3 separate regions of the Mus musculus genome follow, and regions 2 and 3 are each linked to region 1. The links are chromatin loops, found by intact Hi-C in ENCODE. Cell type or tissue: gastrocnemius. All regions are shown on one strand. Region 1 overlaps Sytl2 (synaptotagmin-like 2). Region 2 has its middle 15 kb from the start of Ccdc83. Region 3 holds the start of Sytl2 (synaptotagmin-like 2).

Region 1 (4,000 bases):
TATCTTAATCAGATCCCGGGGAGCTATTTGTGTTTTTCCACAGGGTGAAGAAAATCCACTTTGGGTCCCGATGCGACTGACAAGGACCGTGAAAGAGCAAGATGAACCCCAAGATGATTCTCCTGCTCCTGATGATTGAAACCAGGATAAGTATACCTTTATGGGCCATAGTAAGATCATGGCCAGTACCTTTACCGGTACATTCCAATTCTTCTACCTAGCCTTTGTTTTTTGCAAAGGAAAGTTTTTTGGATGTGCCTTATGCACGACAAACTCCTCAAGAGCCACGGGTGTATAAGAGTACTAGTATTCATTTAGAAAAAACGTCTGAGGCATTGCTTACCCTGCAAAGGGTGGATTCTCATATTGCCTCAGGGTTAATGTTAGTGAATCAGAGTGGATATTTTACAACATGACATGAGTTGTGTGGCATCCACTTTGCATGTGTGCATCACTCCCAATAGGTTTGTTAATAATTCTTTTATTAAAAGTACAGACCTATCGAATTACCTGAAGGGGAACTGGTCGCAGGAGCTGGAGAGGTTGCAGACGAGACTGCAGATGCAGATCCTGAACCTTAATGGGACCAGAGTGGAACCAGTGACCCTCAGAGACTTTACCTCTTGGCTTACCTCTGCTTTTTCTTACTTTAAGGAATGGGTGGGAGTGATTTTGTTTGGTGCTGCCATATGCTGTGGACTGGTGTTCATGCTCTGGTTGGTATGCAAATTCAGAACCCAACAAAAACGTGACAAGGTGATTATAACTCAGGCACTTTTAGCTATTGAAAACGGCTCCTCCCCTGAAATTTGGTTATCCATGCTCAAGAATTAGTTGGCATCTGAGTTCTCTGCTCTTGCACTCCACAGCACTGAGATGAGAGAGACTCAACGATCATTGATCAGCCCTTGCACATCACTGAGGTTTCCTCATTGCAAGCGATAGAGTGATCATGATTTCACCACTAATTCATTTTTTGGCTGGCCTCTTTTGCAGAGTTCGCCCTAGGTCATTTAGCAGTTATTGTTACACAGCACTGCAGTATCCAGAGACGGGCAACTTTCCTCGTGCACAGTCCAACCTAAGACATGGGGCCCGGTGGCGATAGGGTTACCCTATGACGGGTAAGGCTGTGACATTAGAGGAATGACCTAAAACAGGAGCCACGGCGGATGGACATAATTGCACAGGCCTAGTCCAGCCTCATTTTATTAAAACAAACAGGGGGAGATGTGGGAAGCCACATGTGCTGTTGCAGAGTGGCACTGACTACTGCTGGCCACCACGCATAAGTCTGGACAAACAACCAATGTGTACATATGCAGTAAAGTTTTTTGCAAAGACACTGCCTGGCCCGGGCATGATAATGAGGTTCTGTAAGGTACTGAGAGTATAACCAATCAGATGTGAGACATGCAAATGAGGTATGATAATGATGTTCTGTAAGGTACTGAGAGAGAGTAGCCAATCAGATGAGGAACATGCAAATGAGGCTTAGTGCATAACCAATCCGGGTGTGAGACACGCCCCTCCTAGGCCTATAAAAGCAGCACCAGTTCTGGGCTCGGGGTCTCTTCGCCTCTACAATCAAGCTCTCCCAATAAACGTGTGCAGAAGGATCCTGTTGCAGCGTCGTTCTTCCTGGCCAGTCGAGCGCGCGCAAGAGGGTGGGGAGGAGAGGCTCTATTAACTCAGCACCCGGTGGACTTAAGTCTGCAGTGTTTGCTTTCCTAAAAAGGCAAATAATCTACTAGGCTTTCAGTTTTACTTATTTATTTAAATTTTTTAGTTTTGTTTGGTTTGTTTTTTTGTTTTTAGACCACTCTCACTGTGTAGCCCAAGCTAGCCTCAGACTAGCAACAATTCTCCTGCCTCCATATTCTAGATCAGGGGTTATAGGCAAGAGCCACAAGGTTTTGATGGCATCTTTATGAGATTTCACATTTACTCACTATCCAGACTTCCTACCTACATTAAGTTGGAGCTTGCTTTTACAGAATGTATTTTTTTAAATATAAGAAGTCAGGCTAAACTACTGATGCAATTTAAACCATGATAATTTATTCTAAGGGTTTTTACAAAAGACCTTATGAAAATTATACATAGGAAGTCCAATACAGTTGAGCAATTTATATTCTGATTAAAACTTTGTAGCAAAGCATATATGTGAATACTTTAATGCTGTTTTTATATAGTAAAATCATAAGAAAACCATCAACTATATGCAATATTTTAGCATAGTCTTATAAAATATAGACTTGCCACCCACTTTAGCAAAAATTAAGCCAAAATAAGCCAAGAGCTGAATTCCATATGCAGCCAGTAGGTGGCACCAAAGTCCATTTGAGACTGAGAAGGTGAGGTTACAGGAGTCCGGGTGTGTGTGGGATTTCTCAAGGCAGATTTATGAGCAGTGAAGTCAGTCTTACTGCCCTAACATGGAATTCAATGTTTCATTAGAGGTTACTAAGTAAATTCGTCATATTATGTAGGTCATTGTCTTCACCGCTGTCCTTTCTCTCTCCACCCCATCCCAGGAGTTTCCTCATTGCTTTGCCCAAAACCTTCTTACTTAGAAGCCCAGCAAGCATTTCAATAACCAAACGGCAGGCCTGCACTGCAACACGGATTGTGGTAGGAAACATGTGAAGCTAGCTTTTTCTTTGGTGTGGAAGCAACAGTTCAGTTTTCCTAGCTTGTTCAACTCTCTCCTTGAATGTCGGCATCACGCCACACTTCTTCTGGGCCGTACATCTTGTCATCGTTTAACTCCCTTGAGTCGTGCAACCAAAGAAATGCATGCAGATTAAGTTGAGCATGCTTCTAAAAGTCATTAGTGACAACGGGAGAGGGTATTTGTCCATGAGGCCAACTCTCCAGTTCAGATGCCCCTGGGGCGTAGTTTTTGATGGCGGAATCGGCTGACTAGGATCACTTGGAAAGCTTGGCAATCAGAAGCATCCGGAGGGGCAGCGTCGCTTCAACCCAAGTGTTGGGAGAGTTTACCATCTTCTCCCAGAGAGCAACTTCCTCAGAAGTAGAATCCATCCAATCCACTTCAGTCCCGTAGCTTTTTCCTGAAAAAGAGTTTTACATTTTCATTTACATTTCCCACTTGGGGCAGGGAAGACAACGAGGAGTGTGCGCACACCTGGAGAGCACACCTGGGTGTAAGGAAGAACTAGTTTACTACGCAGGTCGCTTGTATTAATCCACATGGCTCCTACATAATTGCTCTTCACCTGAACGTGAATGTGGGAACTGGATCATAAGTTTTTCAGGGCTTAGAGGAATCGGGAGGATTAAATACTGAGGAGGAGGAGACTCTAGATGATGCCTTAGGGAGTTTTGCCTGAAAGACTCAATCTCATAATTTGCCTTAGAAATGAACTGTTTATTATCATTGTTGTTATTACTGTTTTGTTTTGGAGTATTGGGTTTTTTGTACAATTACTAACTGCCTTCTGGAACCGTGAAACAAAAGTCATAGAGGAAATAAAACAGCTAACCCACTGATGAAATGATAGTCTCTGTGATTGGTCAGAGCAGACTTATTTATTCACCTATCTCCTTAAATGTCGGCATCACCTGTCTTCTTGGGCATACCTGATGTCATTGTTTAACTTTCTCAATTAGTACAATCAAAGAAATGCATGTTCATTGGCTTGGATATGCTACATAATACTCACCAGGTAAGGATATTTGATCACAAAGTCAGAACTCTCAAGCTCTGATTTTGGAACCTGCCAACAGTACCTTAGGTTCTGAAAGGACGGACTCTGGACTCTTCAGACCCTCTTATCCAAGAACCCTTGGACCCCTGATGACCTTTCACTCAATGGTTTTATTACAATTACAACTTTAGCATTTTCTGGAGAGTTAGGCTCATAGAGAATTAAACCTGTAACAAAAGTTACCTGTTCCAAAGCCGATCCGGAGACCTCCCAGAAACTGGTTGGTTAGTTTATAATGGTCCCAGACTGTGAGTTCTACACAGGCT
Region 2 (4,000 bases), 130 kb after region 1:
AAACAACGCTTCAGAAAAAAAAGAAAACATTTCCAGGTAGTAAATATAACACATATAATACATATTACATATTAGATTTAAAGCAAATCTAGTTTTACCTTTAAAAAAAAATCGTTGCCTCCAATGTGTTATGGTGACTTTAGACCCTTCAGAAGTGCTGTGTAATATATTCTTAGCTGACAGACGTAAATACAAAGACACCGGCACTTTAACTCCCAGAAATGACTTCTCTCTAGCCACTCCACAGATTCACTATTGTAAAAATTGTTTATACTCTGTTTTTTTCCTGTTTTCTCCTTGCTGTATGGTAGGTAGTAAATTAGAAATGGTCTTCTCAAGTATTCAACAAACTTAATTTTTCTCTCTTTCCATTTAATAAAAACAGGCACCAAAGTTAGTCATCATTATATCCCATAATTATTTGCACTAGTCCTGTGTGCCCCACCCCTGTCTACATGTGACTTGCGTGTAGGCCCTCTCTCCCCTGCTTGCATAGAAGGAGGGTCATGAATACGGACACAGGGAGAAGCCAGTCATGCACAAGTCAGGAAAAGAGCCCTCAGCAAGCATGACCTTGAGTGTACGCAGATCTGGACTCCCAGCCTCCGGCACTGGGAGAACCTTACAATTCTATTGTTTAACTGTGGTAATACTAGCACACCAATACACTTCTCACATCATCCTTAGGACAGCCTTTTAAAAAAAAAAAAGATGGAAGAGCAGGTAAATCATATGTCTCTTGACACTGCTTGCAATCACATTAAATTCTGATGATGCAAGGGCCTCACCGAAGTCGTTCCAAGCCCACTATTCCACGTTGGTGGGACACATTCCAATGGCTAACCCTCCCTCAGAGCAAACCTCTGGCGGTTTGTAGGACCAGGTGTGGATCGGGTAAATGACATGCAACAGTTTTTCCCCTTCATTCTCTGCTAGCTCATAACAATCGGGGCTCTTGTGTAACTGGTCTGTCTAAACCAGGGGCTTAACCTCAGAGCAGCTGCTGTGGAAAACTGCCCTGTGCATTGTGGGATATTTATGAGAATGCCCGCTTCCCCCTGCTCAGTCATGACAGTGTTCAACATCTATAGATATTGCCACATGGGCACTAGGAGACAAAAGTCACTCTGGTTGGGAAGTATTGGTTTAAGCCTTAGAGGTCATGGCCCCATACTTATGGAAGCCTGCCAACTTCTAACAACCACCTGGAGAGGGGAGTTATGCAAATGAAAAGTAATCGAGCATTTCTTCTCAAATGCGGTCAGTCAGTGGGACAGAATTTGTGAAGAAAGGTGGACGTAGGGTGGTAGGAAGGAAGGTACTGTTTGGGGATATAAATGTTCTATGTGCCATACACAACTATTTCCTTTGGAAGATACATGGTGAAGATTTCTTCACACATATAATAATCATGAATTTTGACACATGTAAAAAACCATGAATTCCAGGACAGTCTGGGCTATGTAGAGATATCCCTGTCTCAAAAGAAAAAAAAGGACATAAACATTTTATAATCCACTCACTAACGTGGCTCCTGCCCACTAGACTGGTTAGTTTAGTGGGTCCTGCCCCTGACCAGTCTAGTGACTCCATATCAAAACTGTCACACACAGGCCAGAAGTTTGTTAGCCACGTTGGCTCTGCACTCTTTCCTCCCGTCTTGCCTCCCAGCCTCCAGTCCTCACCCCAAACCCAATCTTTCCTCATTGGTCTTTCTTGGTCTTGCTTTGGGCTGAGAAAGCCCTGGTGCTCACAGAAGGAGGCTAATCTCTCTGACACCAGCCTCATCCGCCCCACCTGTTCTTGGTTATACAGCCAGACAGCTGAAAGCCTCTCTAACGGCACTGGCTGAGCCTGCTTGCCTTTATAGATCGTTTTCTCGAACTCAAGCACAACGTGGTGATTGCTCTTAGGCTTGCAGAAAAATACAAAATTACTAAAGAGGCTGCCCAGTCTCCCTCAGTCAGCTCTCCCCCTGTGCTGTCCCCTCTATTACCGTACTTTAGACCCAAAGAACTTACCCTTGTGTGGCCTTCCTTGCCTACTTTCAGTAGCACAGGCTACCTGGCTAGTTGGAAGGTTTTTGATTTTGTTTCGTTCTAGTTGATGGAAATCACCTGTATGCAACAGACTTCAACTGCTTGTCTCCAGGAGCCTTTGTCGCCCTCGGGATATGACAGCAGAGAGCAGTAGCTGAGCTGGGGGAGTAGTAGGAAGTGGCGCCCTCTACTGTTAGTCTCTGTGGGGGCTTTGGTTATCTCCTTAGCCCTTAGCAGTGGCCAGTGTTACAAAATCTCAGCCCAGGGTCTTAAGACCTTGTGCCTAGAAGACTGGACAGGCCTGTGGGATTTTTCATGTTCCCTTTCCTGGCTCCTTTTATCAACTCTCCTCTGTTGTCACGGTCCCTACCCTTCCTGCTCTGGGCACTCTCAAACTGCTCAGCACCTCTTTCAAGCCACCGGGCCATGCTCTGATCACTTCCGCAGCTCAGTGGCTGCCAGCCCGATGCTCACGGTATAACTCAGGGTTCATTTCCAGACATATCATGCCGGCCGGGTTGTCCAATGATACTCAAGATGCAGTGGGCTGCTCAGCAACTGTGCTCCAAGGACATTTGGGGTCATTCAGGCATGAGGGGGTCTTTGGCAGTCTACTTCTGGCTTGATTTGAGTTAATAGTGGCACCAGACATTGAGGGACCAGTAGGCAGTGCCAGACACGCCGGCACACTCTGATTCGTCTGTAATCTCAGCACCTGGAGGTAGAGGTAGAAGGATACAGAGTTCCAGTTTAGGCCAGATGGTTGTGGCACACAGCTTTAATCCCAGCACTCAGGAGGCAGAAGCAGGGAGATCTCTGTGAGTTCGAGGCCAACCTGGTCTATAGGGCGAGTTCCAGGGGAGCCAGGTCTACATGAGCAGGGGCAGTGTATATGTATATAATCTCTGTGTGTGTGTGTGTGTGTGTGTGTGTGTGTGAATACAAAATGTCACAATGAAACCCATTATTTTAATATACTAACCAAAAATGAGTAATTTTACACACAGCTGTCATAAGACCAGGAACACTACAGAAGGGAGAAGCCGGTTCTGAGCGTTGTGGTGGGCTCCCTCATCCCCCAACCCCCGCCCTCCCACACACATATTTTTCTTTGAATTCACCATGCAAGCTAAGGGCTTCTTCTAGCAACCACTTCTGGCAGTGCTGGTTACAGACCTCCCTGGCCCACGAGGTACAAGGGCATAGTTGGCCTCTGCACGCTCTAAGCATCTCACAGTCAGCACCCTCGGGAGCAGTCTCCAGCACATGGTGAGTGTGACCTAACTACCCAGCCTACTGAGCTATGTCCCAGAGTCCTATCAAAACCAACCCCTTTTTATCCAGTCTCTAGAGAACTTGTTCATCAACAAACTCTGCCATCTCTACCTTTCTTGTTTCCCCATTCTCCTAACTTTTGGAGAGTACCTCCCAATAAAGCTACTCACACACAGACCCCAACTTAGGATGCCCATCTAGAGGATGCCAGTTGTTAACCGCAGCATGGGCCAGGGTGACTTTCATGACTGCGTAAGCAAGATGGCCAAGAGCCTTACCAGTCACATCCGGAACTCTTTGCTCCTGGCCCTGTGGGAAGCCACAGAGATTATAAACAAGGGATGGAGTCTCTGGCACAATGCAGAGAAAGAACTGGGGTCAAGAAAGCTAGATGGGACATGCAGTCAGATCTTCAATCAAGTCAGAAGACGAGGATCTGTCTTAAGGAAGGGGCAGTAAAGATGAAGGCTGGCTAATACTGCCTTTGCTCCCCGTCTTAGCCAGAGTCACCCCGACTTGCAGCAAACTACTATTTAGCTGTTTTCTAGCACATGCAATAAAAAATAACCCACGCCTCCCAGGTTTGGCAAGGCCAGCAGAATCCTAGCTCAGGGCAAGGATGGAGTGTGCCCATCTTTCCCAGAGTCTGGTTTTGCCTGTAGCTTATACCACCTCTGTCTGTAGCT
Region 3 (4,000 bases), 110 kb after region 1:
CCACAAGCCAAACAAACCCTTGTCACTGGCTGATCGTCCTAGGTGTTTTGTCAGAGTGACAAAAATCTGACTATCATCATCATCTCCAATTTACAGATGGGAAAAGAAATTGGCTCAGGGTAGCTACTGCTGGCTTGGAGTTTAGGGGCCCAGGCTACCCCCACCCCCCACTGCTTCACTGTCCATCGGGCAGCAGACCACTGTGCACAAGGTGCTAATTCATTCATTCATTCCACAAATGTTTATTGAGTAAAGCCTGGAACGAACCTCTGGAGGGACAGAGCGATCATTCACAAGCCAACGGTCAGGTCTAACGGATCAGATTCAGACAATCAATCTTTCATTAGACCCCAAACCATTTCTAGCATAAAGCAAACAGAACTCCTGCCCCACCCAAGCAGTAACAGCTGAGTGGATCAGGCAGGCTTTCTGGAGCAGAGCTGCTGAGAGAGAGGCAATGTCAGTCACTGGTTTCCCCAGAATGATGGACATTCCTGACCATACATGCCGATAGAACCTCTGAGATGCTTTAACAGTGCCTGGCACTTAGTGGGAGCTCAATATGCTTGCTTGCTTGCTTGCTTGCTTGCTTGCTTGCTTGCTTGCTTGCTTGCTTGCCTGCCTGCCTGCTTGCTTGCTTGCTTGCTTGTTGCTTGCTTGCTTGCTTGCTTTTTACCTGCCCTGGCTTGTCTTTACCAAAGAGCACAAAATAGAAAGGTTTTAGAATTAGAAACTACGTGTGTTAGAATAGGAGGACCAATCTTTCTGAGCCTCGGCATCTCAATTATAAAAAGAAGTATAGTGTACCAACCTTGTGAGGCTTTGTGAGAATTTAGAAACACATTACATAGAGAACAGCGTCTGGTCCATAATAAATGTCTGTAAAAGAGAGATCAGCATCGCCCCTCCTCCCTCACTGAACCTCTCTTCTCCTTCCTGGACACTTTTAGTGGGTCCAAGAGTCTGATTTCAAATGTATGCCACTCCAAGAATGATGAAGGGCAGAGATGAAAGAAGTTGTTTGAGGGCCGGGTGCTAAAAAGCTCCAGTAACTGATTGAAGACCTCAGCCACTTTAAGCTAGCTTGCTTTGTCCTGGCTTCTCCATCTTGCAGACAGCAGGACCAGCATTCTAGCCAGAAAGGGTTGTCAGGAAGAGAGAAAGCTGGACAGCAATTTGGACCCCGCCGACCCTCCAGTTGTGTATCTGAACTGCCCCCTCTCCCCCACCCAGGCTTCCTCTGCACACTGCTATTAGACTGTAGGGTCAGAAAGCTGTGATTCAAAGCGTGTGTTTAGGCTCCCTCTCAACCCAGAGCCCACGTCCTGGAAGCTGCTGGTCACATACCAGCCCTTAGTAAAAAATGAGAACTTTTCAACGATGCAGGAAATGGAGCCCCTCATAGCCAAAGACGACTTATAAAGGGAGGAAAGGGGAGGAGGCACTGTGAGCGCAGAGACCCACTTCCTACCCCACTTCCTACCGCACTTCCTACGGCTGCTGGATGGGTCTTACACCCTGAAACACGCGGTTTTGCAGTTTGAAGCTGGCAAATCCCACCCATGTGACTTAACTCTATAGGATAAGAGGTCTGGTTGGGTGTAGAGGAAACTGTCCCAAAACAAATGTGTTAATTTTCAAACTAGAGTTCGCGGGGGGGGGGGGGTGCTTAGCTGGGTTCCTTCGCTGCACCTCTGCTGTTCCTCACCTGAGCACCCTGCGGGCGATTGCTCCGCAGCCAGGTCCCGCCAGTCTCCAGCCCCAGGTCTGGGGTCAAGCCTTCAAAGTACCACCCCCAATTCCGTCGCAACTGCCTACCTGGTGTCCCTAGCTTCGCGGACACACGGCGGCGAGGGCAGCAGAAGGAACTCCTAACTAAAGGAGAAACTGAGGGATGAAGCTTGTTGGTTGCCGCCCCGGTGGTTCACGTTGTAGCAGCCAGGATAGCAAGGACAACAAAAAAATCTCTCTCTACACCAACTCCTCCAGCTACTCCAAGACCCAGAGCAGGACCAGAAAGCAGTCCCAGCGACACCGCCAGTAGACAGAAAAGTCACACCCAGAGCGCGCGCCGAGTCTCCGCCGCAGCCCCGGCTGCCCGCTCTACCTCCTCCGGGCTGCCAACCTCTCTCTGCCGCCCAGCGCTCGCAGCCGGCTGCGCCACCCAGGTGTCGCCGCTGTTCGGGGCGGGCGGAGGGGAGGGCAGCGCGGGACCTTCCAGGGAGCACAGGGCTCGCCCCGCCCGCCCGCGCCTGCGGGGCCGCCTCCTGTGCTCTGGTCCCTGCGCTTGGCTTCTCTCCCTTCCAGGCCTCCTTCTCTACTTGTCAGTGAAGCAATCGAGTTTTTATCCAAAAGAACGGAAACGGCACTTTTTTTTTTTTTACGTCCCTATGCAAGAGGGTCGAGGATACCTTCCATCTGAAACGTAGGGACGGTCACCACCATGCGGGGAGAAGAGGTGCCTGTAATCTAGCAAAATGTTCTAACCCCTCCGGCCATCAGTTTCTTTCTCTCTTTCTTTCTTTCTTTCTTTCTTAATTTAAGTTTTATTGCATTATGACGAGAAAAGATACATAATTTCAATTTATCTGAATTTGTTAACACTTAAAAACATATTTTGAATAAATAGACTTACATCACATTCTTCTTTCCCTTTTGTACCCCAACTTCTCCCAGAGACGGCCCCCACTTCAAAACCTGCAATACCTTTTTTTTATCATATTCTCTTTTTTCCTTTTTTATTAAATATTTTCTTTATTTACATTTCAAATGTTATCCCCTTTCCTAGTTTCCCCTCTGAAAACTCCCTATCCTTTCTCCCCTCCCCCTGCTCCCCAAACCATCCACTCCCACTTCCTGGCCCTGGCATCCCCCTATACTGGAGCATAGAACCTTCACAGGACACCTCACACCAGTCAGGATGGCTAAGATAAAAAACTCAGGTGACAGCAGACGCTGGCAAGGATGTGGAGAAAGAGGAACACTCCTGCGTTGTTGGTGGGATTGCAAGCTGATACAACCACTCTGGAAATCAGTTTGGTGGTTCCTCAGAAAATTGAACATAGTACTACTGGAAGATCCAGCAATACCACTCCTGGGCATATACCCAGAAGATGCTCCAACTTGTAATAAGGACATATGCTCCACTATGTTCATAGCACCCTTATTTATAATAGGCAGAAACTGGAAAGAATCCAGATGTCCCTCAACAGAGTAATGGTTACAGAAATTGTGGCAAATTTACACAATGGAGTACTATGCAGCTATTAAAAACAATGAATTTATGAAATTCTTAGACAAATAGATGGATCTGGAGGATATTCATCCTAAGTGAGGGAACCCAATCACAAAAGAACTCATATAATATGCACTCACTGATAAGTGGATTTTAGCCCAGAAGCTCAGAATGCCCAAGACACAATTTGCATCCGTTTCTTTATACAGATAGCTAGGATTAAATAATGTGATACTTTAAAAGTAGCCGTGGGAGAGAGGGGCCGGGGGAGGTGGGCAGAAGGATTACCTTGAGTTTGAAGCCAGCCTCTGCTAGAGAATGAGTCACAATACAGAGAAAGGAGAGAGGCAGACAGAGACAGAGAAAGAAGAGAAGAAGCATATTAAAAGTATTTACTAATACAGAGCCAATGAGAAGCCTCAGGGTAAAACACTTTCAGCACAATCAGGAAATCCTGAGATTCCTCATTCTGCCATGGAAGGAGAAAAATCGATTTTCTCTCTCTCTCTGTCTGTCTGTCTGTCTCTCTCTCTCTCTTGTGTGTGTATGTATGCATGTATGCATGTTATGTATGTATGTATGCATGTATCTGTGTATGTATGCATGTATGTATATGTGTATGTATGTATATGTGTATGTATGTTTGTATGTGTGTACGTATGTATAATAGAATAGAGTTGTACCTGGGTAAACAGTGAATGCACTGTATAGGTCCTGGGCTTCCAGAGTGAAAAGAGGACGGGTCCCAAAGCTCTGGCCAAGGCA

What was found. Peaks named below come from ENCODE experiments on the same cell type or tissue, not always from the same donor. Only the 100,000 strongest peaks of a DNase experiment are listed, where the experiment ranks them.
Region 2: it touches region 1 in a loop (8-fold over the local background); 27 of 42 quality-filtered maps call a loop at or near these places.
Region 3: it touches region 1 in a loop (2.7-fold over the local background); 7 of 42 quality-filtered maps call a loop at or near these places.

The regions. Positions count from the first base shown.
Region 1 is chr7:90,408,479-90,412,478 of GRCm38, reverse strand. It overlaps Sytl2 (synaptotagmin-like 2), which reads right to left. Exons shown (of 20, transcript NM_001368878.1): 19 at 3,918-4,000; 20 at 2,041-3,077. The coding sequence ends at 2,932. Among named protein-coding and RNA genes, the nearest start is that of Ccdc89, 16 kb to the left of the region's middle. In gastrocnemius, no CTCF peak of the experiment used is centred here; a DNase peak (open chromatin) is centred at 2,339; H3K27ac peaks cover 648 bases.
Region 2 is chr7:90,278,899-90,282,898 of GRCm38, reverse strand. No RefSeq gene overlaps it. Among named protein-coding and RNA genes, the nearest start is that of Ccdc83, 15 kb to the right of the region's middle. In gastrocnemius, a CTCF peak has its summit at 2,229 (motif pointing left); DNase peaks (open chromatin) are centred at 1,201, 2,233 and 2,457.
Region 3 is chr7:90,300,562-90,304,561 of GRCm38, reverse strand. It overlaps Sytl2 (synaptotagmin-like 2), which reads right to left and starts at 2,133. Exons shown (of 20, transcript NM_001368878.1): 1 at 1,819-2,133. In gastrocnemius, a CTCF peak has its summit at 2,450; DNase peaks (open chromatin) are centred at 1,198, 1,791, 2,177 and 2,880; H3K4me3 peaks cover 2,265 bases; H3K27ac peaks cover 1,995 bases.